Regions from separate parts of the Homo sapiens genome. Here region 2 is linked to region 1. A link is a loop called in an ENCODE intact Hi-C map of the cell type or tissue named here. Cell type or tissue: CD4-positive, alpha-beta T cell. All regions are shown on one strand. Each heading gives the region's core, and the rest is flanking DNA. Links, peaks and the distances in the headings are about the cores only. Region 1 overlaps CDS2 (CDP-diacylglycerol synthase 2). Region 2 has its middle 56 kb from the start of SLC23A2.

Evidence for each region. Hi-C counts contacts between places; a loop is a spot of excess contacts. Peaks named below come from ENCODE experiments on the same cell type or tissue, not always from the same donor. Only the 100,000 strongest peaks of a DNase experiment are listed, where the experiment ranks them.
Region 2: it touches region 1 in a loop (13-fold over the local background); 6 of 110 quality-filtered maps call a loop at or near these places.

The regions. Positions count from the first base shown.
Region 1 is chr20:5,180,554-5,196,029 of GRCh38, reverse strand. CDS2 (CDP-diacylglycerol synthase 2) reads right to left here. Exons shown (of 13, transcript NM_003818.4): 6 at 13,585-13,643; 7 at 12,887-12,969; 8 at 11,085-11,172; 9 at 10,204-10,272; 10 at 9,191-9,343; 11 at 6,844-6,963; 12 at 6,192-6,295; 13 at 1-5,928. The coding sequence ends at 5,796. Among named protein-coding and RNA genes, the nearest start is that of CDS2, 61 kb to the right of the region's middle. RefSeq lists enhancers at 2,930-2,979, 3,753-3,842 and a silencer at 5,411-5,480. In CD4-positive, alpha-beta T cell, for the core only: CTCF peaks have their summits at 3,305 and 3,506 (motif pointing right); a DNase peak (open chromatin) is centred at 3,539.
Region 2 is chr20:5,049,335-5,064,953 of GRCh38, reverse strand. It overlaps a transcript of TMEM230 not described here. Among named protein-coding and RNA genes, the nearest start is that of SLC23A2, 56 kb to the right of the region's middle. RefSeq lists enhancers at 2,962-4,161, 7,979-8,028. In CD4-positive, alpha-beta T cell, for the core only: a CTCF peak has its summit at 8,081 (motif pointing left); a DNase peak (open chromatin) is centred at 7,943; H3K27ac peaks cover 617 bases.

The sequences.
Region 1 (15,476 bases), core at 1-8,000:
TTTCATGGATCCTGTTAGCCAACACCATTCCTTCAAAGTGAGGCAGCCTCCCCTTACACACACGTGCCCCAACTCCCCACCCCCATTCAGAAAACTAAGTTCAAGAAACTCTTTTCATTAAGTCCTGTGCCTGTTCTCCCTTCATTCATGAGTCACCCATTTGAGTCTTTGCTAACCTAGAATCCGGCAGAAATACCTCACATCATGTGTCCTCAATGGGTCACCCACTTCTACCCGGTTACTACTTTTAGAAGGAAACATGAAGCTCCAGATTGGCTGCGTCATAAGGATGTGGGCAGAACTTCTAGGCTTTTAGTCTACATAATCCCCTACAAAGCAGGTTTCTGTTGTCCCCATTCTTCTCTTCTTGGCCCCTGAGGACATCCACCCATACAGGGAACTGCTGCAGGCTCCTGAGCTATGTGCACAGAAGACAGCCCTTGGCCAGAGCGGGAAGTGGGGTCCAGAGCGAGTCACAGACAGGCCCTCCCTGCCCAGAGTGGAGGTACCACCAGACAGGAGGAGATGGCCTTCCCACAAGCAGTCCAGACTGTGGGCAGAGGAGGTGAGCTGGATTCTCAGGCCAGCCATTCTCACTAAGAACAGAACTTCTGCACACCCCCATGTCCTCTTGCCTCGTTAGGGTGGCCTCCTAAATGGTGTGTGAAGCACCAAGATGCTGTAGGGGATGTTAAGGTTGGCGTGCTTCTCTCGGAGGGACCCAGACTGTGTGCAGGGTGGTGGCAGTGTGGTGGCTGACAATCCCATCTCTGGCATTGCACCAACGGAGGTCAAACTACCAGCTGAGCTCAACAAAAGTAACTACCATTTATTGAGTGCTTACTATGTGCCAGGCATGGTACTAAATGCTTACATGCATTACCTCGTTATATCCTCACAACCACCCCAGGAAGAAGGTACTATTATCAGACCCAACTGCCTTCAAGGTAGAAGCTTAGAGCAGCCTAGAAACCTGCCCGCACCTAGGGTGATTTGATCCCAAAGTCTGTCTTAACCACTGCTCTCGGCCTCAGTCATACTGCCTCAGTTTCCTCATCTATAAAATGGAGACAACAATACCTAATCAAAGGCTGTTTTCTGGATTAAAAGGGATAACGTATGTAAACCCTTAGCACTATGCCTGGCACATATTAAGCACTATACTATTGCAATCCTTATTAATAAACACACTGATATCTCATTGGCTCAAGAATAAAAAGAGAAGGCGCCTCAGTAGGTAGGCATTTGATGGGAAAAGGAAGGGGAGGGTGGGGGAGGAGACAGGGTCTTTAAACAGCCAACAAATTTGAAACCCACTGGACAAAAAACCCTAGACTTCACAAACTCTGCCCCTCTATTCTCATAAATCATCCGCATGTCCTCAAAATCCCAACACTTCAGCATCCAAAGGATACCTCCTAAACTGCACTCAAAGTGCGTTGGGAAACATGGTCCCTATACAAACAGGTGACAGCCTTAATCAAGAGACAGCCCCAGATGAGAACAGCCTCCATCCACCTGAGAGGCCAGGTAAGGCCACTGCTGGTCAACCTGAAAGGGAAGGGCGCATTCAGATGGCAACAGCAGCCAGGACTCTTCTGAGAATAGGGCCCACCTTCTGCAGGGATGTGGATAAGGAGAGTCCAGGCCCAAGAGAAGGTGGGCCAGGCAGAGCCCTGAGATAAGAATCCTTCGTGACCACTTGGTTTAAACCCTAGCACCCCATGCAGGTTGTGGCACAAGGCCCCCACCCAACAAGAGAAACTGAGTCAGGAAGTGAGAGCTGTTCATCTCTTTAAAAACTGGAAGCTGGGCAGCTGCGTGCAGGGTGATCAAGGGAAAAGGAAGTTTGTTTTGACCAAGTCAGGGAAGAATACGGGGCTCTGCCTGAGTATTAGCCATCATCTTCAGGCCAGAGTTTGTTCCACCTGCTCTTTGGAGTCCAGTGTTCCAAAGCACAAGTGAGAGTCCATCCGCGGCTTACTGTCTTGCAATGTGTCCATAAAAGTCACCTGGACATCCTCCCCACCCTGACCTCAGAAGAACAGAAACCTGTTCAAGTGAAATTGTCCTCCCAACTCCACCCTTTTCTTAGCACATAATCACAGTGTGCAAGAAAGGTGGGCCCAGATATGTTACTCTGGAAGACAAAAGACAATAGTGCCTAAGATATTACTAAAACAGGAAAAGGCTTCAGCAGTGACATACCACATTTAGTAGGGTGATGAAAATCTACCCCCTTGGACATGCAACTAGGACTGGCTTTGTAACTAACAAGACCCCTGCTTCACAGTTTTCTGAGCAAGGACACTCTGTCTCAAGTCACTTATACTCTCCCACTACCCGACTCTGTCAATAGTGGAGATGAACCTGAGCTTTGGGAAACATGGTCCCCATACAAACAGGTGACAAGGGCTGAGCCAAGGGCTCACTGACAGTGTGAAGATCTCAACTCAAAGATCCATTCAAATAAGGCTCCAGTCAACTCAGCAACTAGCTCAGACCAAATCACAAGGTCTGTGTAGTCTCCCTTAAAACATATTTTTGGGATTTTCTTGCATAATATAGGTCAAGTTACAGTGGAAAAAAATTCTATAAAAATGGATTCAAAGTCCACCTGTGTAAAGTCAAAAGTTGTATCCTCCCCAATGAAAGAGATTAGTTTCAAAGGATGTGAAACTAGTTCTCATACATTATAGGGCTGTACAATACTAAGAGTAATTACATTTTAAATGCAAAATACTGTAGCTACTAAAATGCCCAGAATATGAAACAAGTTGCCTAAGAGGGTTTCACTTTCAGGAGTAAAACATAAATGGAACCTTTCTGAATACTAAAAGCAGTTAAGAGGGCAGCATGCGCACACACAAAAGGCAAAGACTCGGTACCCTGTGAGCGGTCATGAGCAGAGCTCCCAGGGGCTGGGGGGTGCCCATCAGCCCTGGTTTCTATGACCCCCTTGTTCCACCAGGCAGGAGCCAACAGCAATTTAAGCTCCAACCTGGCTCAGGCCAGGCCTCCTGAGCTAGAGGGAAGGAAAGCTGCAACACCTCGGTGTACTCACACGACGTTCACAAAAGCAAGCAGGGCTGGGGGACCCTCCAGGTGTCCTGTGGGTAAAGTGCAGGATGGAGTGAGTCCTGACTCCACCACACTATCCTGGGGAAGCTCCCTGCCTGGTAAGGTGCTCATGACTCTCACCCGAGGTAAGAAGGCTGTTGTGAGAATGTAGGGATACAAGTTGGAAAGCAAAGCAAAAGTCTCTGAATCAGGACTATGCAGTATTCATGAATACATAAACAAATGAGAAGCATAAAACCATGCATGGAAGTGATAAACAGGGAATTCACGACAAGGGAGGGCACACAGTTGCAGTCACATTTTATTTCTGACCAATAAAAAAAAAATGGGTCTAAAGCAAGTGATGCCATTCATGAAGATTTGAATGTACACACGTAAAAATGGTTTCTTGAATCTTGTCTGTGAATAGGAAAGAGAAACATTGTGCTATATGGACACAAGGTGGCAGTGCTCTCCTAGCTACCTGACAAAAAATCCTCATCTCCAGAAAGCATGCAGGAGAAATCAGAAAATAAAACACAAGCTGACCCTCTGGCCTGCCTGCTAGCAGCTCTAGTGCGCACTCAGCTTCGGCTTCCTAGACCCCCCTTCCCCACCCCACCCCCACCAAGTAACCACTTCCACAAAGGAACATGATGAGCCTTGCCCAGTATGCTCGGCTCCCTGATCCCAAAGGCAGCCCTATTCAAGAGCAGGTCTCTGCAGCCAGGCCCCAGCTGAGACTCCCTCCTCTCAAGGAGCCCACCATATGCCCACAATGGGACAAAAGAGACAAATGAGGAGCCCTTTCGGTATCTAGTTTGGTGATCCAGGTTCATTCTTCAATCTGAAAACTACAGTTTCGTTATTGATCACCTTTACTGTTCGGGTGTGCTGCTGAGATACCTACTCACCTTAAGGATAAGCATGTAAGGGCCTGAAAACACTTCCTGTTTGGGGGGTGCCCAGGACCTCACTTAATGAGCCTCTACCGGCATGAACTTGCTCAGCCAGAATCACAGAAGAGTGGAATTGGGAGTAGCTCCGAAAAAGAGGCCCTGGAGAGTGATGCATCCTGCCAGTGACACAGCCAATACTGAAATGAAAGCCCTTGCGATAATATGTTTTGTTTTTAAGGGGCCTTGGACCTGAATAAGAGAAGCCACGAGGCTGAAATGGAAATAAAAGTTCAGCGGAAAGAAGCCGCTTCAGCCCCACACACATATGGGAAGTCACTCAAGGATGTGTGAGCTGAAACATCCCGAGGGCTCCATCCTCTGCTGGACACTCTAGAGACCTGGGCTGACTGTGCACTTTCAGGGAGGCAGTGAGGCTAATTTACAAACAAAAACACCACAAACCAGCACTAGACCAAGGTGCAGAAGCAAATCATTACACCCTCGTTGGCAATGAAAACATCCACGGCACGGAATAGTTTGATATATTTGGGTGCCAAGTTCTCTCTCCCGCACTCCATCACTTGTTGGCCTGACAAAGAACTAATCTGTCTTCCCAAAGTCAATCTCACCCCTGAAATTAGGGAGGGGAAAAAAAATCACAGTTTAAGCAAACAACAACAACGAAAGGTCCCCCAGTACAATACAAACTACATTTAAACTGGTCACATTATATAAAAAGTGTGCATTTAATCTTCAAAATAGTCAAGGCTCTAATCAGGTTAGGTTTTCCATAGTTTTAAGCAGGACTTTGTGGTTTTAGTGAAGAAGTCATGGTGCAATTGAAATCACTGTAAGAAATAAGTGACTTTTAAAACAAACACAGACACACACACTCCTCTTAAGAGTAATATATACACAACACAGCAGCTACATGGGTGTTCAGGCAAAGGGTGCATGAACGAGAAGCCCTCTGCTCCCTGCCCGATGAGAAAGTCCCCAGAAAGGATTCAGCAGCAGCAAGTCTACAGCACAAACATGGATGGCATTGTCCCTGAAAACACACAGTTAGGTGGACCTACAGGAGACATTGGAGCCTAGACATGTGGGAAAGGGCTCAGTTACAGTACATTCTACTGCATACACTTGAAATATTACAGTGTGTTTTTTCTCCAGACTATTATAAATAATTTTTCGTGCTTTCTGAAAAAAATAAAAACTGAAACTTTCAGTCTGCGATGAAGGTGAACCCATCTTATAAAGCAGAGCTTACTTACATTCTGCAGGATTTTGGTGTGGATGCATAGAAGGCTTACCTGGTTAGTAAGCCTCCATTCCTCCGACCTACAGAAGGCAACCCTTCTGCAGCTCCAAGCAGGGATTTCTAGAAAAGACCAGGTGTACAAAACATCTAAGCTGTGCCTCCCACCACAGGTGGGGAAGTCCCCTGATTTGGTCAGACACAGATGAATGTCTGTGTCTGACTGAGCCCAGAAACAGTTCAATTGATGGGGGCTGGAACCACCAAGAAAACACTCCTGACCTGGGCAACACTGTCTTCCAGATTATTAATACTTTTGTTTTAAAAAAATCCAAATGGTTTTACAACCCGTGACTTCTTTCCAACTCAAAGCTGTAGTTTACTTACAACACAAATTCTAAACACATAGACTGTATATACAGATTTTTTGAACCCACAAATAAAAAATACCCTCCAAAAAAAAAAAAAAAAGACAGTGAGTTGAAGCCTCGTCATTGTCTAAGTCACACCAGCTGGGCTTGCCTTGGAGACCTGCCCCTGCTCAGTTCTGTTCCTGTTCTCCTGGCCCTGGGTGGCCCCTACTCGTCCTCTGTGGTGGATGTCAGCATCCCTTTGTCGATCAGATGAGACCGCAGCGTGTTGAAGATGTGGAGCTGCTGATCTGGCCGTAAAGTCAGGAACTGCTGAATCAGTTTGCTTGGGTTAGGGCCTCTGGAACAGAATGTGAAGAAACAGCACTGAGCTAGGGCCCGGAAGCTTCCAGGGCCTGATTATCTGAGTGGCTGCTCTGATCTCTGGATCAGAGAGTTATCTATTAACAGATGACAGGAGGCCTCAGAAAATCTGTAAGCAGAAACAACTGAAAACTGCATTATTTGGGATGCTTTTCACTGGAACTTAGATGCCGCTAAAATTCTAGAATTGCACCGTACTTAAAAATCCACCAACTTGGTTCAGATGGAAAGGTACTATACCTGATAAAACTGGCGATGTATACATTGACAAAGGTGGCCATCAGATACTGGCAGTCAAAGCGATCCATGATGCCTCCATGGCCAGGAATGGTATTGGCAAAGTCCTGTTAGAGGCAGGGGAAGGATGGGTGAACTTGGGCTCAGCCACTAACCAATCCCAGCCTAATGGTCCCACCCCAATGTCAGGCTTCTGTGCTGAGTAGCTGAGGGCAATAGAAGGTGAGAAGTATGAAATCTAATGGTGAGGCTATATTAGGACACAATTTTATTGCATTACAAAATGTTCTTATTTCATTTACTTAATAAAGACAGGAGTCTTGCTATGTTGCTCAGGCTACTTTCTAACTCCTAGCCTCAAGTGATCCTCCCGCCTTGGCCTCTTAAAGTGCTGGGGTTACAGACATGAGCCACTGCCTGGCCCAAAATGTTCTTTTGAAGAAAGATATATTAACAAATAAACTGAAAAACAACGATTGCATTTTCCTGAAAATATTGTTATTAATTAACTCACCTAAATTCAGTGCATGGGTCAAGATCACACATTAAATGCCAGGGTGTACAGCCTAGTATTTTGGAGGGGGCAGGGAAGGGGGAGAAAGGCAGAAGATGGGTGAGGGAGTGAGATGAGAGGAACGTAAGACGGTTTTCCTACTTTGATTTTAAAGGCTCGTTTGAATCCACTTGCGAAGAATCCTCCAAAGGGGCCAATGAGCGAGGCAAAGGTGGAGAGAGCGATGCTGTGAATCTGGAAGGGGTACATCCGGACCGTTTTCTGAGAAGAGTAAATGAAGTAAAAGTTTAGGTGCATACATGCCCAGTGTTACGGTTTGAGTTGTCAACTCATGTTGAAATTTGATCCTCATTGTGGCCTCACTGGGAGGTGATGCCTAGTGGGAGGTGTTTGGGTCACAGGGGCAAATCCCTCATGAATGGCTTGGTGCCTTTCTCCTAGTAGTGAGTTCTGTCAAGAGACTAGATTAGCACTGGCATCCCGAGGGAATGGGTTGTTATGAAGTGATGAAGCCCCTGGTTTTGCCTCTTTGCATGTGTCTGCTTCCACCTTTGACCTTCTCCGCCATGTTACAATGCAGCATAAAAAGCCCTCACCAGAAGCCAGGCAGCAGCCAATGCCACACTTCTCACACTTCTCAGCCTGCAGAAAGAAGCTAAGTAAACCTCTTTTCTTTGTAAATTACCCAGCCCCAAGTGTTCTATCAACACTAGACAGACCAAGACATCCAACCTCGTAACTCTTTATGAAACTAATTATATACATGTAGGTTTTAAATCAATAAGAGGAGTGAATTTTTCCCATTTTGTAAATTTCTAATATCTAAGTTAATGGAAAACATTAAAATATTCTGCATTCAATCTGTTGCAACATGCTGTTTTGGTGGAAGTATATAAAGAAAATCCAGCCGTACGCAGATACATAGTTGAAAAGAGTATTTTAGTCGTAGCCTCAGATGGTTTTGGGTATTCTCTGACACTACACCAGAGCTTGACAAGTAGTCATTTCTTGAATATTAGGTGTGATATGGAATCTAGAATTCTATCAATGGACTTTGTTCTCTCTTACATTAAAATCCATTGGTCTATCTTATACTTGAACGGATCTTTTACCCATGCATGACTATATAACACCATGCATCAGCCATTTAGAAAATAATGGTTCACTGAGTTATGTAAATCTTCCAAATGTAGACACATTTCATTATACCGTGTCAAATATGTTTGTGTTTTTTCTCATGTGATCAACACACACACACACACACACACACACGTACGTTAAGAATCATCACAGACCTCATCAGAAAAGGCTTTTAAGTATTAGGAAGCTGTCAAGTTCACAGTGGCAGGTTAAGCTTTCCAAAATTCTAATTTTCATTTGAAAGCCAAATTTTATCCTTGGTAACAATTACTGTCAGTCATTTTTCTTTTCTTTTTTTTTTTTTTTTTGAGACAGTCTCACTCTGTCACCCAGGCTGGAGTGCAGTGGTGCGATCTTGGCTCACTGCATCCTCCGCCTCCTGGGTTCAAGCAACTCAACCTCCTGAGTAGCTGGTAGCTGGGATTACAGGCACACGCCACCATCCCCAGCTATATTTTTTTGTATTTTTAGTAAAGACGGGGTTTCGCCATGTTACCCAGGCTGGTCTGGAACTCCTGACCTCAAGAGATCTGCCTGCCTCGGCCTTCCAAAGTGCTGGGATTTCAGGTGTGAGCCACTGTGCCTAGCCTCAGTTGTTTTCTTTAAAGTGATAGGCTCACTTCATCCTTTTCAAGAAAAATGTCTGCCAAATACCCAAGTCTGAAAAATTATAATTTGTTGGTTCTTTCCAAGTAAAATTTACTTTCTTTTCTAAAAAAAAAGCAGCTAATTTAGCTCACAACTCAAACAACTGCACACATGCTTTCCCTTTAGGCAAGCACTGTACTACAGTACTTAGCAGAAATGTTTTACACATACTTTCCATTTCAGTAGAGAGTGTTAAAAAGGTGTGTGTACAAAGGTCAAGATTTAACAAAATTAGTAACTTTACTATTTCATAGACATTCATTAGAACTGGCCTGTTTGTACTGTGAGTGTGTGGCATGAGGAACCCACTGCCTTAACGCAGTTTTAACCACTGCTGCTTTTGCGCCGTATCACAGCAAATGTCAACACATTGAAAAAGGAAAATAATGTCATAGTCTAATTATGAAACAGTTGTGACCTCACAGACCCCCCCACCCTACCCCCGCAACTAAAAGGATCCCAGGGCCCTCCAGGGATCCACAGAACACACTTTGAAAACCACTGGTCTAAACAATCTGATGTTGGGGGAAAGCTGTCCTGCCCATACCCTGACCTGGCGTGAGCAATTCTCCTTCATCCTGGGGCTTACAGCTTTGGGAAGGAGGAAGCTAGCTTTTTTCAGAGGGCAGGTGATGGAGGGGGATCTCTCTTTGTAGCCACTGTCCATGGAGGCCGCTCACCCCCTGTGAGTGGCACATACCCAGCCAATGACTGACTGGATCACCCCAGGAATGTTGTACTCCTGCAGGCGAAACAGGTCCGAGGGCTCACAGTCCACAGTGAAGCTGTTGGTGTCATTGTTGTACTCCACAGGGCAGACAAAGCATCTGTACCCGGACATCACATAGGACAGCTGAGGAGGAATAACAGAGAGACCGGCAAGGAAGTAAGTTCCAACCATCCAGCCCAGACACAGGCACCTGGTTTGGCCATGTTCCTGAGGGTGCCTAGTACCCTGCTAACTGCGAGCTATGTGCTCAGAGGTTCATGTTTTACCATACATATTTTACCTCAATTAAAAAAAAAAAAAGAGGCTCATGACCCACCAAGGTTACATACAGGAACCCAAACACCCAGGCCCCGAAAGAATCCGGGAAAACCTGAAGGGACTGGGGCAAAGAACTACAAGAAGACTCTCCCCATTTGGGGAGCTAGGACCACTTTCCTCAAGATCTCTGAAGTCAGTGATAACTGGAGAGAGGCCATGGGGAAGGGGCACAGTGAGAGGCAGATCTCAGGAGGAACAAGGCTGGAAAGCAACAAAGCTGGGCGGTGAGCACTGAAGGGCAGCCAGACAGTGCTGAAGAAGGAGGACTGGCCCAAGGGTCAGAAGCAGAGAATGGTGCTCTGGAAAGGGCAGGAAAATCACCCACCTCTGGGCAAGGCACACATAGGAGAAAAGCTGTGTATCTCATCTTCCCTTGGGTGCACTCACCCTGACCTTGGAACATCAAATGCCTGACAAGAAGGCTACCTGCTGATGTCACCATGCCTGGGCGCGAGAGGGCATAGAAGGTGCTCTCCAACTGCTAGCACCCTGCCTGAAAGCTGGTGGATGGCTGGCATGGCCAGTGGCCCTCTTCAGGGCAAGGTTGCCATTCAGCAGGACAGTCCTGGCCTCCAAAGACACTCTCCAGCTCTGGACAGGCCTTGGAAGGTGGTATGAGGCCTCTGTCCACCCAATCCCTTACACAGCTGAAAGCCACCACCTACCAGAAGGCCAAACACCACAGTAGCAAAGAAGCCCCCAATGAAGCCTTCCCAGGTCTTCTTCGGGGACAGCTGTGGACAGAGAGCAAGTTCTCAGCAAAGGGTGTTTTGATAACTATAGCTTTGCGAACAATGATTACTTGTTAAGAACCTTTCTTTCATAAAACCCCATTCTCTTAACCATGTCACCTTTTAAAGCTCCCCCAAATATGGTTTCCTTGTTCCCTATCTTATATCCTCCTCCCTTTGGTTCCCTTTCTGTTTCAATCAGTCATTCGAATAGTTTTATATTAGAAAACGATATACTAATTAAGTGACTACACTCAAATCCAGATCAAAGTCCCAAAAAATGTGTCCCCAAAAAAGATTATATAAATCTGTAAAAATATTTTCCTTTCTTTTTTCAAGACACGATCTTGCCCCATCACCCAGGCTGGAGTATAGTGGCACTATCACAGCTCCTTGAAGCCTCAACCTCCTGGGCTCAAGAGATCCTCCCATCTCAGCCTCCCAAGGAGCTGGGACTACAGGTGCATGCTACCACCATGCCTGGCTAATTTTTAAATGTTTTAGTAAAGGCAAGGCCTCACTAAGTTCCCCAGGCTGCTTTTGAACACCTGGCCTCAAGCAATCCTCCTGCCTCAGCATCCCATAGTGCTAGGATTACAGGCATGACCCACCACGCCCAGCCTATTTTCTTTATTATCTTTTTTTTTTTTTAATCAGTTGTCAGTGTTTTCCTTTGGCCTTTCTCCAGGAAGACATGAAGACATGGCCACAATACAACACAGCTAGATTTCTTCTGTCTGCCAGGCTGATCTACTCACATTGAGAGCACCACCCTCCCCTCACAGTGGTATTTCACATTAGGGTAATCCATTTACCTTGATGAGTGGGGTCCGACCAAAGAAAAAGCCAAACATATAGGCCATGATGTCATTACAGATCACACAAGATATGGGGACAATGAACCTAGAAATGAACCAAAGTAAGGATCAACTCAAGCAAGGTGACAGTACCTCAAAAGTACACAAAATAGTGCCATTCTTAAATTCCAGCACCAAAATCACCCATAAAATTCTGGTAACCCATTAAGGAGTAAGTTAAAAACATAAAAAATACCAAAAAAGTCATACCTAGTACCTAGCACAGAGTACATATTCAAGTGTTTACTGAATGACTACTGAATAAGTGGAGGTTGCAAACTAAAAGGTCATCTGTCCTTTTTTCATGATAAAGAAATATACGTAAACAATGAGAGAAATTTAATTGTAAAAGGAACAAAAAGTTTTCCTTCTTTCTCCCATCCCTATCTCCATTCCCAAAAATAACCACTTCTAATCGTTTCTAATTTTTATTTTTCTAGTGGTTACCTCCCCAATTCTAAATAGTATGCTTTAATGACTCTTTCATTATTTACTGACTTTTCTTGCTGTTTATTACTAGCTCTAGTTGGCCCTATCTTTCCCCAGGACTGTATTTGAGTGTGAAACCCCAACACGCACAGCTAGATTTCCCCTCTGCCCACTCCCCTGCTGATCCAGTCATCCTCACTATGAAAGAGGTGGTTTCCACACTTGTTCTCTCTCTCCTCACCCTCCACTCCCTGACACTGACACTTTTTAAAAAGTTCTTTGATTACAGGTTTGTTTGTTTGTTTCTGTTTTTGTTTTTGAGACAGAGTCTCTGTTGCCCAGGCTGGAGTGCAGTGACACAATCTCGGCTCACTGCAACCTCCACCCCCAGGTTAAGTGATTCTCCTGCCTCAGCCTCCGGAATAGCTAGGATTACAGGCACCTGCCACGCCACCACACCAGCTATTTTTTTGTATTTTTAGTAGAGACGGGGATTTCACTATGTTGCCCAGGCCGGTCTTCAACTCCTGACCTCGTGATCCGCCTACCTTGGCCTCCAAAAGTGTTGGGTTACAGGCGTGAGCCACCGCGCCCGCCCTTTAACCTTTTCACTAAGATCACCTAGCTGCTTCAGTTGGCCAGTGATTTCTATCAATGCTGATACATGAAACCACTGCATTTTTGGAATAAAATCCACTCGGTATTTGCATATTATTCCCTTGACACACTGCCAGATTCTATTTGCTAGTATTTTATTTAGAATGATTTATCTATAATCGTAGCAGAAATGGGTTTATCATTCCTGCTTCTCTCTCCTCATTGGCTTTGGTATAAAGGTTAGATAAAACTCAGCTGTTAACCCATTTGGTCCTGTTTCTCTTTCCAGATATGGAATCTTACATAATTTTCAAAGCTCATTTACAGTTACTGATCTATTCACGTTTTCTTCTTCATGACTTTTAGTATATATTTTGTCAGGAAATCATGAATATTTCCTCTAGGTTTTCAAATCTGTTGCCATACATGTTGCATTGTCTTTGAGTCTTTAAATATTCCTGTACCTATTAGTCTAGAACAGTGGTTCTCAGAGCATAGGTCCTGTCCAGCAATATAAGCACCACCCAGGAATGTACTAGAAATTCAAATTCTCAAGCCTACCCCAGATCTAATGAATCAAAAAGTCAGGGGTGGGGTCCAGCAATCTGTGCTATAATGAACCCTGCAGAGGATTCTGATGTGGCTCAAGGTGAGGGCCACTGGCTTAGAGGGGGGTATCTGTACACGAGAAACACTCACAAAATAAAAGGGAAAATCCAACTCCCAATTCTCACCAGATCATTCCTTCAAATAGGTTGTGGATAACAAGATGTGACTGTGTTACAACAATCAGCAATGTCACATGGGTCCAGCCAAACTGCAAAAAAAAGAAAAATAAACACTACTTACCAGTTTACCTTGAAAGTAACTTCAAAGAACAATCAATACCAAATAGAAAACTGCTGAGAAGCAGGTAGGAAAAATATCTGCTTTTGTATCTGACTTATTGAAAGTGAACAGGTAAGATCAGGCTTCTGAGAGTAATACTTTGTCCCCCACAGCCCACTAGTGAGTGAGCTCTCCCATGCTCTGAAAGCCTGGGTATTTTTCATTTTCTTAGTAGTTATTGAGCACCTGGAGCACTCAGAGAGGAGCTGTTCTCTAGTGAGTCAGGGAATAAGTGGTAGCAAGTGATGTACCAGACAGGACATCTGTGGGCAGTGTCTGAAGCTTCAGCTTGTGCCTTCTCTGGAGCCCACCTCAGGGTCCTAGTGGAGAGGCTGCTTAAGGTGTAAGTAACAGTGACTGGGTCTAAGTCAACGTAGAGCCATTAAACCTAAATGGGCATTCTTCCTTCATGCTCTAGATGCATACATATCAGACCATGTTCCTGAGTTTTGATTTGTCACAGAAAGCATGAAAGGCTTGTTGAGTTCCTGAAAAACTTCATTTAAATCAAGAATTCTGACACACACGCATGCATTTCCTTTACCATGTAGAACTGCAGTCGATAATGCTTCTTGACCAGACTCAGTACAAACATGCAGAATCCTAGTTTGAGGTGGGAGGAGAAAAGAAAAATGAATTATGTTCTGCATTTATCTTTGCCCTCCTTTAGCTATGTTAAGTGGTTCTTTGGCTAATTTATTCCCAGCAGCTAACCAGTGCACAATGTCAAAGCCCAGGGGAGAAAAACATTACCCAGATAAACAGTCACAAGGAAAAAATAACTCCTCCCAAACAGTAAAAGGAAGGCAATATTTTATAATCATGCAGACCACACTAAACTTAGAACATGGTTCATCAGATAGGAATGTTTTATTCCTAGAACATGGGCCAGCAAACAGTGGTCAGGCCAGCTGCTTGTTTTTATAAATAAAGTTTTATTCAAACACAGTTATGTCCATTTGTTTACATATTGTCTATGGCTGCTTTCAAGCTACAACTCAGCAGAACTGAGTACAGTCATGCTCTGAACAACGAGGTTCTCGTCAACAACACACCACATACACAACAACAGTTCCCTAAGGTTATAATACCCATAGATTATAATACCATAAGATTTACTAATTACCATATAGTACCTTTTCTATGTTTAGATACACAAATACTTACCATTGTGTTATAATTGCCTACAGTATTTATTTAGTAAGGTAACATGCTGTACAGGTTTGTACTCTAAGAGAAATAGACTACACATTATAGCCTAGGTGTGTAGGAGGCTATACCATCTAGGTCTGCATAAGTACACTCTACAATGTTTGCACAATGACAAAATGACAACAATGCATTTCCGAGAACATAGCCCATGGTTAAACGATGCATGACTGTAACTGCAAGAGACCCTATGGTCCCCAAAGCCTAAAATATTTACTGTTTGGAACTTTAATAAAAAGTTTGCTGCCTGTTGTGCCTACAGAGTAGCAATTCTTTTATTCCTTTACTTTCTTAATAGACTTGCTTTCACTTTCCTCCACAGACTCGCCCCAAACTCCTTCTTGTATGAGATCCAATAACACTCTCTTGGGGTCCGGGTCTGGACCCCTTTCTGGTAACATCTTTCTGGTGAACCCCAAAGGGACAATACTGAGGAGACCCCCAACCCAAAGGAAATAGACTGCAGCACTGATTGGCTGACTTTGGTTTTTTTCTGCAATTTAGACTGCTTGTTCCTGTGAACCAACCAGTGATCTCTGGCTGCAGCTCAGAAGAAACAAGAGGGATTGGTGATGTAAAAATCTGAATCAGTATTCTAATTCTGGGAACATATTGCAATCAGCTACCGACCCCGTATCAGCTTGGTTCCAACAATTACCCAGTTCATGGAAAGCCTTCTTTAGTTTACTTGGGATAGTTTTGCTTATTTTGCTTTACTGATATGGAATAGTTGTACTATTTGTGTAGGAATGCAGGATAAGCTTACTCAATGTTCTCTTAAACACTTACAAAATCTTCCAGATATCACTTTGTGTCCGAGCTGTGAATAGCCCTAACCATACTGACACTTTCTGACTGAGCTCCTCTCTACCCTGAATACAAGAGACCTCGATAGGTAGGCAGGAATATCATTGCCCCTAATCAGCCTGAAGAAGTTACAGAGGATGGATCTTCGTCCCTCTGCAACCCTTAGGATTAAGGGTTCTCTTATAAAAGTGATGGGGGAAATGTCAGAGGCATTTGAGCTAGAGCAACTCCATCCTGAATAGGAGCTGGGTAAAATGAGGCTGAGATCTACAGGGTCTGCATTCCCAGACGGTTAGGTATTCTAAGTCACAGGATGAGATAGGAGGTCACACAAGATACAGGTCATAAAGACCTTGCTGAGAAAACAACTGCAGTAAAGAAGCTGGCCAAACCCCTCCAAAATCAAGATAGCAATGAGAA
Region 2 (15,619 bases), core at 4,500-12,499, 140 kb after region 1:
AGTGATCTTCCCACCTTGGTCTCCCAAAGTGCTGGGATTACAGGCATGAGCCACCACGCCTAGCCCCTGGTATTTTTTTAATCTGTACAAGTATCTGTACTTTGGTTTTCTTTCTTACTACAAATGCTATCTTTGTTTTCAACTCTTTTTTTTCTTTGATCACCTTTTTCAAAAATGTCCATTTTATTATTTTTCCTTCATTGAATTAGCATTTGGTTTGATAAAATTTATTATTGAGTTTTGTTTTCATTTGATTTATTTTTGTTTTCATCTTTAGTAATTTTTGCTTATACTTCCTTTGGACTTATTTTGCTATTCACTTGTCAGCCTCCTAGGTAGAAAATTTAATTTACTTAATGTCAGTCTTTTTTTATTTTGAGACGGAGTTTCGCTCTTGTTGCCCAGGCTGGAGTGCAATGGCGTGATCTTGGCTCACCGCAACCTCCACCTCCTGGGTTCAAGCGATTCTCCTTCCTTAGCCTCCCAAGTAGCTGGGATTACACCCACGCCCCACCACACCCAGCTAATTTTGTGTTTTTAATAGAGATGGGGTTTCTCCATGTTGGTCAGGCTGGTCTTGAACTCTCGAACTCAGGTGATCCACCTGCCTCGGCCTCCCAAAGTGCTGGGATTACAGGCGTGAGCCACTGCACCCGGCCTGATAATGTTTTTGTTTTTGTTGTTTTTGAGATGGAGTCTTGTTCTGTTGCCCAGGCTGGAGTGTAGTGGTGCAATCTCAGCACACTGCAACCTCCGCCTCCTGGGTTCAAGTGATTCTCCTGCCTCAGCCTCCCGAGTAGCTGGGACTACAGGTGTGCGCTACCACACCTGTCTAATTTTTGTATTTTTAGTAGAGACAGGGTTTCACCATATTGGCCAGGCTGGTCTCGAACTCCTGACCTCAGGTGATCCACCTGCTTTCAGCCTCTCAAAGTGCTGGGATTACAGATGCGCACCACCACTCCCAGCCAGTCTTTCTTGTTTCGTTATCTGTGAGCCTGTGGGTATGCATTTTCCTAAGTACCACTTTGGCCACATTTTCCAGATTTTGACATGTAGCTCTCTAATTATGTTTTATTTCTAGGTTGTAATTTGTGTTTTTATTTCCCCTTGGAACCAAGAATCATTTAGAAATTTTTCCAAGTTAACAAATTTTGGGATAATTTTTTGGATTTTTGTTATAAATTCTATTTCATCATGGTCAGAGAATACACATGTATGTGTACATCTGTATGTATATGCAGCTTGTATGACTTTTCACTTTTCTGTAACTTTAATCCACCTGTCTCAGGTCTGTTCTCCGATCCCCCTCAAAGAAAGCTTAGTTCCTTTTCCACAGGATGTGCCATTAAGTATTTCATAGCAGGCCGGCCATGGTGGCTCACACCTCTAATCCCAGCACTCTGGGAGGCCGAGGTGGGCAGACCACTTGAGGTCAGAAGTTCGAGACCAGCCCAGCCAATATGGTGAAACCCCATCTCCACCAAAAAATACAAAAGTTAGCCAGGTGCGGTGGTGCACCCCTGTAATCCCAGCTACTCAGTAGGCTGAGGCAGGAGAATTGCTTGAAACTGGGAGGCAGAAGTTGCAGTGAGATGAGATCACGCCATTGCACTCCAGCCTGGGTGACAGAGCGAGACTCCATCTCAAAAAAAAAAAAAAAAAAAAAAAAAAAATTCATAGCAGCTACTTAGTGATTCCTGTTGAGGGGGATGGAGGAGGATTATGCAGTCCTCCCCTGGAGACTTTTGGTCCTCTGGGGCCTTCTTAAGCACTCAGATCCACCAGCCTCCCTTCCTCCTCCCCAGTTACTGCGTTGAGACAGGATAGGAAAAACTGCTCTAAGTTAGACATTCACAGTAGGACAGCCGTGGTGAGGCTTCACTGTCCTGGAGTCCATCTCTGAAGACACTGGAGTCTCTCAATGTCCCTCCCTCGTAACTTATGAAGGCAATATGGTGCTCAGAATGCAGGGAGCAGAGCATCTCCTCTCTCTGTCCCTGGAGACTATACTTCTCTTTATGTGCTTCAAAGCTAGTATTGTCTTCTTCATAGCTCAGTCTATAAACCAAAGCCCCAAGCCAGTGTTTCCCACATTGTATTCCATAGAATACCAGCTCTGTAGATATCAATAGGTAATATACAGTTCTGTTTAGGGACTGCTGATTATTTATTTATTTATTTATTATTTATGACAGGGTCTCACTCTGTTTCCCAGGCTGGAATGCAGTGGCACTGTCAGGGCTCACTGCAGCCTTGAACTCCCGGGCTCAAGTGATCCTCTCACCTCAGCCTCCTGAGTAGCTGGGACTACAAGCATGCACCACCACACACAGCTAATTTTTTGTATTTTTGTTTTTAGTAGAGACAGGGTTTCGCCATGTTGCCTAGTCTGGTCTTAAACTCCTGAACTCAAGCAATTGGCCTGCCTTGGCCTTTCAAAGTGCTGGGATTACAGGTGTGAGCCACTGTGCTCGACCTAGGACTACTGATTTAAACAAAGAGAAATTTACTTCTTTACCATGGGCATCCAGGTCTCTGTATTTTCTAGTGCATAAATTGACTTTTTTTTTTTTTTTTAATTGAGACAGAGTCTCACTGTGTTGTCCAGGCTGGTCTTGAACTCCTGGGCTCAAGTAATTCTCCCACCTCTGCCTCCCAGTGTGCTGGGATTACAGGTGTGAGCCTCCACACCCAGCCACATAAATGGCTTTTTTTTTTTCTTTTTTTTGAGACGGAGTTTCACTTTTGTTGCCTAGGCTGGGGTGCAATGGTGCGATCTCGGCTCACTGTAACCTCTGCCTCCTAGGCTCAAGCGATTCTCTCACCACAGCCTCCTGAGTAGCTGGGATTACAGGCACCCGCCATCATGCCTGGCTAATTTTTTTGTATTTTTATAGAGATGGGGTTTCACCATGTTGGCCAGGCTGTTCTTGAACTCCTGACCTCAGGTGATCTGCCCGCCTCGGCCTCTCAAAGTGCTGGGATTACAGGCATGAGCCACCACGCCTGGCCTATAAATGGACTTTCTAAGAGGAGGAAAAAGCACAGTGGTGCTTCCCAAACTAATCTGTAATAGAACCCTCTTAAGAACACCAGGTACCTGTTCCGGAACAGATGCTGTGAACCCCCTAATGCCCTATTTTCAAGTATACTCCTGTGAAGTCTTTTTTTTGGTTGAACTTTATTTAGCCAATTGTTGAAATTGGTCCTTTGCTCCATCCTCTCAGTGGGTTTGTATCATGATTCCCCAATCCAGTGTTTCAGCTTTCCCCTGAGATTCTTACTGTCAGCAAATCAGATCAGCCTATGACCTATGTTCTCATACAATGCATAGATAAGCGCTTGGAAAAGGACAGGAGCAAGGACAGAGCCATGTAGTGTGCCTCTGAAATAGGGAGGACACACACATTCATCCCATAGAATGGCTTTGATTGATTGATAAGGGCAGCCTAGGCTAGCACTTCCCAGCCTTCCTTGTGGTGAATCACCTGAGAATGCAGGATGTGACTCAGGGAGTTTGGGGTGGGTCTGAGATTCTGCATTTCTCACAGACTCCCAGGTAATGCTGATGCTGCCAGTTCGGAAACTACATTTTGAGTAGCAAGGTACTAGAGCACTGCATTGAAAGGGATCTGAGGCTACATCTGCACTCAGTGGCAAAGAGTGTTGTGATCAATTAGTAATGTCTGCCACAGGCAGAGAAATGAGCTGTGAATAATGTGCCATCTTTGCCCTACAAGTCTATGTTGAAAATGATGCATTATTCAAGAAAGAGGAGGGAAAAAGTAAGGTATTGATATCATAATATGTTATACAAGCATACAAATGAATGTCTTCATATTTTTGATAGCATAAATTCCAGGCTGTATTGTGTTTTTTAAAAGGCAAGTTTGGAGAATAAACTGTATACTACACTCCCATGTGTTTACAATAATCAATAATCATATACTCTGACAATGCCAAGATTTGACAAAGGTAGAGAGAATGCGAACATTTTTATACTACTAGTGAGAACATAAACTAATATGGCTTTGGAAAACTATCTGGTATTATCAGTAAAACTGAAGACACACTCTATAACCCAGGAATCCTTCTCATGCACATGTGCACCAAGACCCATGGATAGAAGTACTGCATGTAATAGCCCCAAGTTGAAAACTCAAATGTCCCCCAAAAGGAAAATTGATAAATTACGGTATATTCATAATGAAATACTACACAATAATGGAAATGACAAAACTCTAACTATATGTGGATGAATCTGAGAAACAAAATGTTAACTGAGAAAGACAAGACACAAAAGACAATACAGTGGGCCAGGCACAGTGGCTCACACCTGTGATCCCAGCACTTTGGGAGGTTGAGGCAGGCAGATCACTTGAGCTCAGGAGTTTGAGACCAGCCTGGCTAACCGGGTGAAATCCTGCCTCTACTGAAAATACAAAAACTAGCTGGGCGTCGTGGTCTATTCCCGTAATCCCAGCTACTCAGGAGGCTGAGGCAGAAGAATTGCTTGAACCTGGGAGGTGGAGGTTGCAGTGAGCTGAAATTGTGCCACTGCACTCCAGCCTGGGTGACAGAGCAAGACTCCATCTCAAAAAAAAAAAAAAAAAAAAAAGACAATACACTGTATAACATATGATTCCAGTCCATACATTTCAAAAATAGAAGAACCTATATTATTTGGGGATGTGTACACAGGTGCTAAAACTATTCTTTTTTAAAAGGTAAGGTAACAGGGCTGGGTGCAGTGTTTCATGCCTGTAATCCCAGCATTGTGGGAGGCCAAGGCGGGAGGATTGTTTGAGGCCAGAAGTTCAAGACTAGCCTGAACAATATAGCAAGAAGTCATCACTACAGAAGATTAAAAACATTAGCTGGCTGGGAGCAGTAGCTCATGCCTGTAATCCCAGCACTTTGGGAGGCCAAGGCGGGTGGATTACCTCAGGTCAGGAGTTTGAGACCAGTCTGGCCAACATGGTGAAACCCCATCTTTACTAAAAATACAAAAATTAGCCAGGCATGGTAGTGGTTGCCTGGCTACTCAGGAGGCTGACGCAGGAGAACTGCTTGAAACTAGGAGGCGGAGGTTGCAGCGAGCCGAGGTTGCACCACTGTACTCCATCCAGCCTGGGCGACAGAGCGAGACTCTGTCTCAAAAAAAAAAAAAAAAAAAAAAAAAAAAAATTAGCTGGAAGTGGTGCTATGGTCCCAGCTACTCTGGAGGCTGAGTGGGAGGATCCCTGAGTGGGGGTTGAGGCTGCAGTGAGCCATGATCAAGCCACTGCACTCCAGCCTGGGCAACACTGAGACACTCTCTCAAAAACAAAAATAAAATAAAGGCAAGGATAAAATAAAGGCAAGGATATGGCTATCACTAAAGTCAGAATCATGAGCATGTTTAGGAATAAGCTGGCTATGTTCAGGGAGGCACAGACAGGGGCTTTGGGGAGGGATCTTCTCACTTCTATTCCTTCAACTGGGTATTAATGAGTTATTTTTTAAACCTTACATACAAGTTTTTTTTGCATTTTTCTAGGTACTATATACAACATGTGCTATATACAACAGACTCATGTATATAAATGTGTATTTGTTGTTGAGAATTTTTTTTGGAAGGAGACACAGGAAATTGGTAAGCCTGATTACTTCCATAAAGGAGAACTGGGGTTGGGGTATCTGAATGACAGAGGCTGGGAGGTGGAAGCTGTAGTGAGCCATGATCACACCACTGCACTCCAGTCTGGGCAACAGAACAAAACCTGTCTCAAAAAAAAATAAATAGAAAATAAAAGAAAGAAAACAAAAATAAAACATGTAGTTTTGAGCCACTTAGATTTTGGATTTGTTTGTTTTTGTAGCATTACCTAACCTATACTTACTAAAATAGAGCCTTTGTTTTTTCAAGTACACTGTTTCATGAGGGCTTGAGCTCCAGGTTTATTTTCTCCTTCTTGTAAATTGTATTCTTATTACTATTATTTTTAAAGATAAGGTCCTGCTCTGTCACCCAGAACTCCTGGGCTCAAGCAATCCTTTCCGCCTCAGCTTCCAGAGTAGCTACCACTACAGGCATGTACCATCATGCCCAGCTAATTTATTTTATTTCATTTTCATAAAGACTGGGTCTCACTATGTTGCCCAGGCTGGTCTCAAACTCCTGGGCTCAACCTTGTCATCCCACCTCAGCCTCAGCCTCCTGAGTAGCTGGGACTACAGGTGTGCGACACCATGCCCAGCTAATTTTCCCTTTGATGAATATACCCACATACCTAGTTTTAAACATGTTCTCTCTAAGAAAAGATAGTTGACCATGAGTGACCATGGTGGGTCTGTAGGTGCCGGAAGGGTGAAAGTCAAATTCCTTTAAAGTTTAAAGGAAAACCCAAACTGGCAGTTCTCTGCAGAAGAGGACTGTCTTGCATACCTCCCCACAGGTAGACTCTTGGGTGAGGAATGGTCCGGCTCCCTGTGAGGAGAAAGAGGGCAGTAAATAGGAGAGGGACAAAGTAGGCTGGTGGGGCCTACTCAGTCATGAAGGGATTTTTCTTTCCTAGGTCCTCTGCGTCTCCTTCCTCATCTTCCTGAAGACCCTCCTAGTCCAGCCCTGGAGAGAGGATGTAGGACCTGGAGGAGGGTGTACCTATCCAAAGGAGGGATCAGAAATAACAGGGGACGCCAGGCACAGTGGCTCATACCTATAATCCCAGCACTTTGGGAGGCCAAGGGGGACAGATCACTTGAGATCAGGAGTTCGAGACCAGCCTGGCCAACAGAGCGAAACCCTGTCTACTAAAAATACAAAAATTAGTTGAATGTGGTGGTAGGTGCCTGTAGTCCCAGCTACTCAGGAGGCTGAGGCAGGAGAATTGCTTAAACCCAGGAGGCGGAGGTTGCAGTGAGCCGAGATCAGGCCACTGTGCTCCAGCCTGGGTGACAAAGTGAGACTCTGTCTCAAAAAATAAAAAGGAGGGGGGAGGGGGAAAGTGGGGGCATTTCTCAAGGGATGGGCCATGCATGCTTTCTAATAGAAGAGTCAGGCAGGTTGACTTAAAAGATTTAAATAAAAGGCCGGGTGCGGTGGCTCATGCCTGTAATCCCAGCACTTTGGGAGGCTGAGGCGGGCAGATCACTCAGGAGTTCAAGACTAGGCTGGCCAGCCTGGTGAAACCCTGTCTCTACTAAAAATACAAAAAATTAGCTGGGCATGGTGATGCACACCTGTAATCCCAGCTACTCGGGAGGCTGAGGCAGGAGAACTGCTTGAACCTGGGAGGCAGAGGTTGCAGTGAGCCAAGATTGCGCCATTGCACTCCAGCCTGGGCAATAAGAGCAAGACTCCATTTCAAAAAAATAAAATAAAATAAAATAATTAAGTGAATCTGAATATAGGCTTTTTCACATATCCCTGTTAAATTTGATTTTACTTGTTCAGTCCATCATTCTGGATCACAGAGATTGCCCTAAACCCTACTTGGTGTTATCATCTCTCTCTCTTTTTTTTTTTTAGAGACAGTGTCTCACTATGTTGCCCAGGCTGGTCTTAAACAATCCTCCTGCCTTGGCCTCTCAAAGTGCTAGGATTACAGGTGTGAGCCACCGTGCCTAGCCATTATTATCTCACATACTGATTGTTCCTTCAAGCTTAGAGTCATTTACAATTTGATAAACATTTCCTCCATTTTTTTCATTGATAATGCCACTGCAGTCTAGCCTGGGTGACATAGCAAGACCCTGTGTCAAAAAAAAAGATAACAATGTTGTAAGTCAGGCTCCCTAGAAGCAGAGCCTGAGGCGGGGATTCAGCTGCACGTGATGTCTTCGGGGAGTGCTCCCATGAGAAGGAAGTGAGGGAAGCCACATGTGACAGAGGAAGAAGCTGAGCAAAGATGTGGTTTTCATCTAGAATCTAGCCTTAGCATGATCCCACAGAGAGCTCAGAAGTATGAATAGCACCACAGTGTTGGTCTCACCCTGGGGCAAGAGGACCAGCCTTTATACAACAGAGTCACACAGCACTGTTTGCAGGCTGCTGGGGGTGAGTAACCTCCCAGACAAGGCGACCCCTGTTGGCCAAAAATAACTCTCTAGAAAATGGGGCAGTTGTGAGTCATTATCAACCATCACTCCCTGCAGCTGGGGGAAAGATGCACCAGGCAGCTGTATGAGCTTAATTGTGTCCTCCAAAATGTCATATGTGGAAACCCTAACCTCCAGTACCTCAGAATGTGACTCTATTTGGAGACAGAGCCTTTTTTTTGTTGTTGTTTGTTTTGTTTTGTTTTTGAGACGGAGTCTCTCTCTGTCGCCCAGGCTGGAGTGCAGTGGCGCGATGTCGGCTCACCGCAAGCTCCACTTCCCGGGTTCAGGCCATTCTCCTGCCTCAGCCTCCGGAGTAGCTGGGGCTACAGATGCTCGCCATCACGCCCAGCTAATTTTTTGTATTTTTAGTAGAGACGGGGTTTCATCATGTTAGCCAGGATGGTCTCGATCTCCTGACCTCGTGATACACCCACCTCGGCCTCCCAAAGTGCTGGGATTACAGGCATGAGCCACCGCGCCCGGCCGACAGCGCCTTTAAAGAGGTAATTAACTTAAAATGAGGCTGTTAGGTTGGCCCCTAATCCAGTCTGACTGATATCCTTATAAGAAGAGGAATTAGGACACACAGAGAGACACCAGGAATACATATGCACAGAAGAAAGACCATTTGAGGACACAGAGAGACTATGGCCATCTGCAAGCCAAAGAGAGAGACTCAGAAGAAACCCATCCTGCACGTGCCTTGATCTTGGACTTCTAGCCACCAGAGCTATGAGAAAACACATTTCTGTTGTTTAAGCCAAAGCTAGTGGTACTTTTTGGTAGCTTGAGCTGACTGAGACAGCAGATGAACAGGATCTGGATGGCACCAACAACATCCACTACATCTTTTTTTTTTTTTTTTTTTTTTGAGATGGAGTCTCACTCTATCATCCAGGCTGGAGTGCAGTGATGTGATCTCGGCTCACCACAACTTCCACCTCCCAGATCCAACTGATTATCCTGCCTCAGCTTCCCGAGTAGCTGAAATTATAGGTGTGAACCACCATACCCAGCTAATTTTTAGCAGAGACAGGGTTTCACCATGTTGGCCAGGCTGGTCCGATTTTTTTGTATTTTTAGTAGACACGAGGTTTCACCATGTTGGCCAGGCTGGTCTCAAACTCCTGACCTCAGGTGATCTGCCTGCCTTGGCCTCCCAAAGTGCTGGCATTACAGTTGTGAGCCACTGCGTCCAGCCTCCCCTACATCTTCATGTATGCTCTCCACCCAAATCATCTCTCCTTTCCTTCCCCACCTCCTCCCAAAAACAGCTCATTTAAATCTGTCTGCCCTCTCTTCATTGGGAGCTACAGTGCCAATTATAGGAACCAGCTAATTTCCTCTATCAGCTGCCTGCCCCAGACAGGAGCCAACCAGTTTTCCCAGCCTCCTTTCAGCACTTTTGACATCTCAATGAAAACAGTGCAAATGGGCTAGGAATGGTCTTTTGGTTGAAATGAGCCATAAACCATCAAATAATTGCACATGTTTCTATATTTCAGCCCTTAACCCACCATTGATACCCAGTTCTGACTTAGGGGATTTATGTGTCCTTGCCCAGTCTACAAAGAGCTTAAGAATTGTTCCCATGATCTCCATGGAGGGGCAGAGCATCACAAAGGGAAGGAGACAGAGTTGGCTAAACTTTCTGAGATGAGATCTTTAGTTATTAAATCATTAAGGTTAGTTTTCTTTCCAATGTTGGATGTTTCTTGTTGCAACACTAACTCTATTGATCCAGTTTCCACCTAACAGGGGGAATTCTCCAGCCTTCCAGTTGGCTGAACAAGTTTCCAAGGAGTGGACACCAAGTTTGCTAAGTTTAGGGTTGGTAAGTTTGAGTAAGAACTTTGGCTTTTTATCTGGGTGAAATTGGGAGCCATTGGTGAATGTATTAGATTGCTAGGGCTGTCATAACAAAGTATCCCAGACTGGATGGCTTAAACAACAGAAACTAATTTTGTCACCATTCTGGAGGCTTGAAGTCCAAGACCAAGGTGTCAGCAGGGTTGGTTTCTCCTCAGGCCTCTTTCCTTGGCTTGTTGAGATGGCAGTCTTCTTCTATAACTTCACATGGTCTTCCCTTTATGTGTGGTGTCCAATTTTCCTCTTTTTTTTTTTTTTTTTTTTTTTGAGGTGGAGTCTCACTTTGGCTGGAGTGCAGTGGCATGGTCTCGGCTTACAACAACCTCCACCTCCCGGGTTCAAGTAATTCTCCTGCCTCAGCCTCTCGAGTAGCTGGGATTACAGGCACCTACCACCAAGCCCAGCTAATTTTTGTATTTTTAGTAGACACGCGGTTTCACCATGTTGGCCAGGCTGGTCTCGAACTCCTGACCTGAAGTGATCCACCTGCCTCAGCCTCCCAAAGTGCTGAGATTAGAGGTGTGAGCCACTGCATCTGGCTTCTTCTTTTTTGTCACTGCAGCCTCGATCTCCAGGACTCAAGTGATTCCCCCACCTCAGCTTCCCAAATAGCTGGTGGGACTACAGGTGCACACCACCACGCCCGGCTAATTTTTATATTTTTTTATGGAATCGGGGTTCTGCTGTGTTGCCCAAGCTGGTCTCGAACTGCTGGGCTCTAGCGATCTGCCCACCTTGACCTCCCAAAGTGCCGGGATTACAGGCATAAGCCGCTGCACCTGGCCTCCATTTTCCTCTTCTAATAAACACATAAGTCATACACATTAGACCCCACCCTAATGACCTCGTTTTAACGTAATTGCCTCTTTGAAGACTCTATCCCCAAATACAGTTACATTTTGAGGTACTGGGGCTTAGAACTTCAACATATGAACTGAATTGGAGGGGGACACAATTCAGCCCATAACAGAGGGTTTTGGACAGAAGAAGGACTTTGTAATGTCTTAACTGACTTTTTTTATAGTAAATAAGAGAAATGTGGCTGTGTCCTGCCCGGCTCCCAGGCAGCCAGAGCTAATGGTTATCTCCCTTGTTCCCTGAACATCGCTGTTATCCTGTTCTTTCTTCAAGGTGCCCAAATTTCATATTGTTTAAACACACATGCTTTACGAATAATTTGTGCAGTTAATGCAACCATCACAGGGTCTTGAGGCAACATACATCTTCAGTTTACGAAGATGACGGGATTAGGAGATTAAAGTAAAGACAAGCATAGGAAATTTTAAGAGTATTGATTGGGGAAGTGATAAATGTCCATGAAATCTTCACAATTTATGTTCAGAGATTGCAGTAAAGACAGGCCTAAGAAATTATGAAAGTATTAATTTGGAGAACTAACAAATGTCCATGAAATCTTCACAATTTATGTTCTTCTGTCACAGCTTCAGCAGGTCCCTCTGTTCAGGGTCCCTGACTTCCCACAACAATAGCAGAGACAGGGTCTTGCTCTGTTGCCCAGGCTGGAGTGCAGTGGCATGATCACAGCTCATTGCAGCCTTGAACTCCTGGCTCAAGCAATCTTTCTGCCTCAACGTCCAAAAGCACTGGAATTACAGGTGCGAGCCCCCATGCCTGGCTGTCATCTGACTTTTTTAAAGGACCACTTAGGCTGTTGGGTAAGAAGGCAAGGGTATCAGAGCAGAGCCCACCAGGAGATGACTGCAATAATCCAGAGGAGAGAAGAGGGTGTCTTGAGTAGGGGGATAGCAGTGATAAGATGCAGATAATAAGGGGGATCAGATCCTGAAATATATATATATACTTTTTTTTGGAGACTGACAGATATCCGTTGAGGTCAGGAGTTCGAGACCAGCCTGGCCAACATGGTGAAACCCCATCTCTACTAAAAATACAAAAATTAGCTGGGCATGGTGGTGGCCACCTGTAATCTCAGCTACTTGGGAGGCTGAGGCAGGAGAATCACTTGAACCCAGGAGGCAGAGGTTGCAGTGAGCCAAGATCATGTCACTGCACTCTGGCCTGGGGGACTGAGGAGACTCCATCTCAAAATCCCAGCTACTCAGGAAGCTGAGGTGTGAGGATCACTTGAGCCCAGGAGGCCAAGACAGCAGTGAACTGAGATTGCACCACTGCATTTCAGTCTGGGTGACAGAAGGAGGCTCTGTCTCAAAACAAAACCAAATAAAACACACACACACACACAGACACACACACACACAAATAAAGGCAATGCGTTAATCTGCGTGGAAATGAGAGGCATGTTATTTGGGAATGTGAGGTAGCCATCCAGTGATGTTTAACAGATGTTTTTACAGCCAACTTTCCAGAAAAAAAAATGCATATATATTAATATACACGTTTATTATAAATTTTTCTGATATAAGGGATATATGGTATACAATTTACAGATGATAAAATATATGTATTTCTCCTTTTTTCCTTTTCCTTTTTTTTTTTTTTTTGACGTAATGTCTCACTCTGTTGCCTAGGCTGAAATGCAGTGGTACAGTCTCGGTTCACTGCAGTCTTTTTTTTTGAGACGGAGTTTTACTCTTGTTGCCCAAGCTGAAGAGCAATGGCGCGATCGCGGCTCACCACAACCTCCGCCTCCCAGGTTCAAGCAATTCTCCTGCCTCAGCTTCCTGAGTAGCTGGGATTACAGGCATGCAGCACCATGCCAGGCTAATTTTGTGTTTTTAGTAGAGATGGGGTTTCTCCATATTGGTCAGGCTGGTCTCAAACTCCTGACTTCAGGTGATCCGCCTGCCTTGGCCTCCCAAAGTGCTGGGCCTCCCAAAGTGCTGGGATTACAGGCGTGAGCCACCGCGCCCGGCCTGCAGTCTTGACCTCCTGGGCTTAAGTGATTCTCCCACCTCAGCCTCCTAGTAGCTGGGACTCCAGGCACGCACCACCACACCCAGCTAATTTTTTTTTTCTTTTTCTTTTTGTAGATATGTGGTTTCACTGGTCTGGAACTCCTGGGCTCAAGTGATCTACCCACAGGCGTGGATTACAGGCATGAGCCACCTTGCCCAGCCTAAAACATACATTTATTTCTAATTCCATATAGCAAGTTGATTCTAACGGAATGTTTTCATTGATTTTTTTTTTTTTTGAGACAGAGTTTCACTCTTGTCAACCAGGCTGGAGTGCAATAGAGTAATCTCGGCTCACTGCACTCTCTGCCTCCCAGGTTCAAGCGATCCTTCTGCCTCAGCCTTGCAAACATCTGGGATTAGCCGAGATCGCACTGCTGCACTCCAGTCTGTGCAACTGGAAACCCTGTCTCAAAAAAAAAAAATACTAGTGAAAATGTTGATAAAAGTATGTCATATCTGTAGCTGTAGCCTTTGCATTGGAATAGCATGAACAAACATTTGAGGAAATGTTCTTCCAGTGTTCATAATCTTTTTTTTTCAGCAAAGAAGTTCTCCTACCTCTGATTAACAAGTGAAGTTCTGAAATATATAGCTCTTGTTTTACTTTGTCTTCTTTGATAACATACATGAAAATATCAACCAACATTCATGTTAGATACCAGAGTTCAGCAAAAATCAGTGAAAGTGGCCAGGCGCAATGGCTCATGCCTGTAATCTCAGCACTTTGAGAGGCCGAAGTGGGTGGATCACTTGAGGAGTTCAAGACCAGGCTGGCCAACCTGGTGAAACCCCGTCTCTACTAAAAATACAAAAATTAGCCAGGTGTGTTGGTGTGCACCTGTAATCCCAGCTACTTAGGAAGCTGAGGCAGGAGAATTGCTTGAACCCAGGAGGCAGAGGTTGCAGTGAGCCAAGATCATGCCACTGGACTCCAGTCTGGGCAATAGAGCAAGACTCCATCTCAGAAAAAAATAAAATAAATTAAATTAAATAAATAAGCCCGGTGGGGTGGCTCATATCTGTAACCCCAGCACTTTGGGAGGCCAAGGCAAGCAGATCACAAGGTCAGGAATTCGAGAACAGCCTGGCCAGTATGGTGAAACCCTGTCTCTACTAAAAATACAAAAATTAGCTGGGCGTGGTGGCGGGCACCTGTAGTCCCAGCTACTTGGGAGGCTGAGGCAGGAGAATCGCTTGAACCTGGGAGGTGGAGGTTGCAGTGAACCAAGATCGCACCACTGCACTCCAGCCTGGGCGACAGAGTGAGACTCTGTCATAAATAAATAAATAAATAAATAAATAAATAAATAAATAAATAAAAATAAATATAAATAATAAAAAATGAGAATACAAAAATTAGCTGGGCGTGGTGGTGGGCGCCTGTAATCCCAGCTCGGCAGTGAGCCGAGATTGTGCCACTGCACTCCAGCCTGGGCAACAGAGCAAGACTCAGTCTCAAAAAAAAAAACAAAATTATAAAACAAATAAATAAATAAAAATAATAAAAACATACAAAAATTAGCTGGGCGTGGTGGTGGGCACCTGTAATCCCAGCTCAGGAGTGAGCCAAGATCATGCCATTGCACTCCAGCTTGGGTGACAGAGTGAGACTCTGTCTCAAAAAAAATAAAAAATAAATAAATAAAAATAAAAATAAAATAAAATCTTTCCCAAGCCCAGGGAGCTTATTCTTAGAGAAGGGGGAAGGATAACGGATTGAGCAGGCATTCCAAAAAGTATTACAACACACTTGGTAGACAAGGAAAAACTCTGAGTCCTTTTAAAAGCAAGCCGAACGTCACACATGGAGAGATGACTGAGATGAAAGGACAGCAGGATAAGTTAGAGGAAAGTTGGATGATATCAAAAAGGATTGCAGGAAAACTAAAATTCAAGAATAGCATTAAAATCCATTTTGGAGGATGACCTTTAAAAAAGCTTGCCTGGAATGTGACAAAAAAGAACAGAGTAACAGACGAAGAGGATCATAGCAGGCAGAGAACACAAAGCTGGGTCAGAGACACAGTGGAAATATCCTTTCTCCCTTTTCTTTTCTTGACATTATTTTGGTTTTGTTAGAGGTGAGGCTGGTGTTAGAGAGGCCAAATTTTGACGATGATGAAAAAGCCGAGGGCACTGGGGGGTTTGGGCTCCAACATCCTTATTCCACTGAACCACGACCCTCAACTGCCTATCCCTAGACATTTCATTATGTGAGCAAAATAAACACCTATTTTAAGTCACTGGTGTCTGAGTTTTCTAAAACATGAATTTCAGACAATTCATGTTCCCTGAAATCCCTAGCTGATATGCTAGCATTCATATAATCAGTGTTTCTCAGGCGAAATCAGAACAAAAAGGATTAAGCCTAATAATTGAAACTATAAGAGAATAAAATTATCCTGAGATAAAGAAATATGCAGATCAAAGAGTTTACTGTCTGCTGAATGAAATTAGTGAGAAGATCTACATTTAAACATGATTCACCAAGGCGGGTGGATCACTTGAGGTCAGGAGTCTGAGACCAGCCTGGCCAACATGGTGAAACCCCATCTCTACTAAAAATACAAAAATTAGCTGGGTGTGGGTGCACTTGCCTCTGATCTCAGCTACTCGGGAGGCTGAGGCAGTAGAATTGCTTGAACCTGGGAGGCGGAGGTTGCTGAGATGGCATCACTACATTCCAGCTTGGGTGACAGAGCAAGACTCCGTCTCAAACAAACAAGCAAACAAACATAAAGACCATTCAGCAAAGTATCTAAACT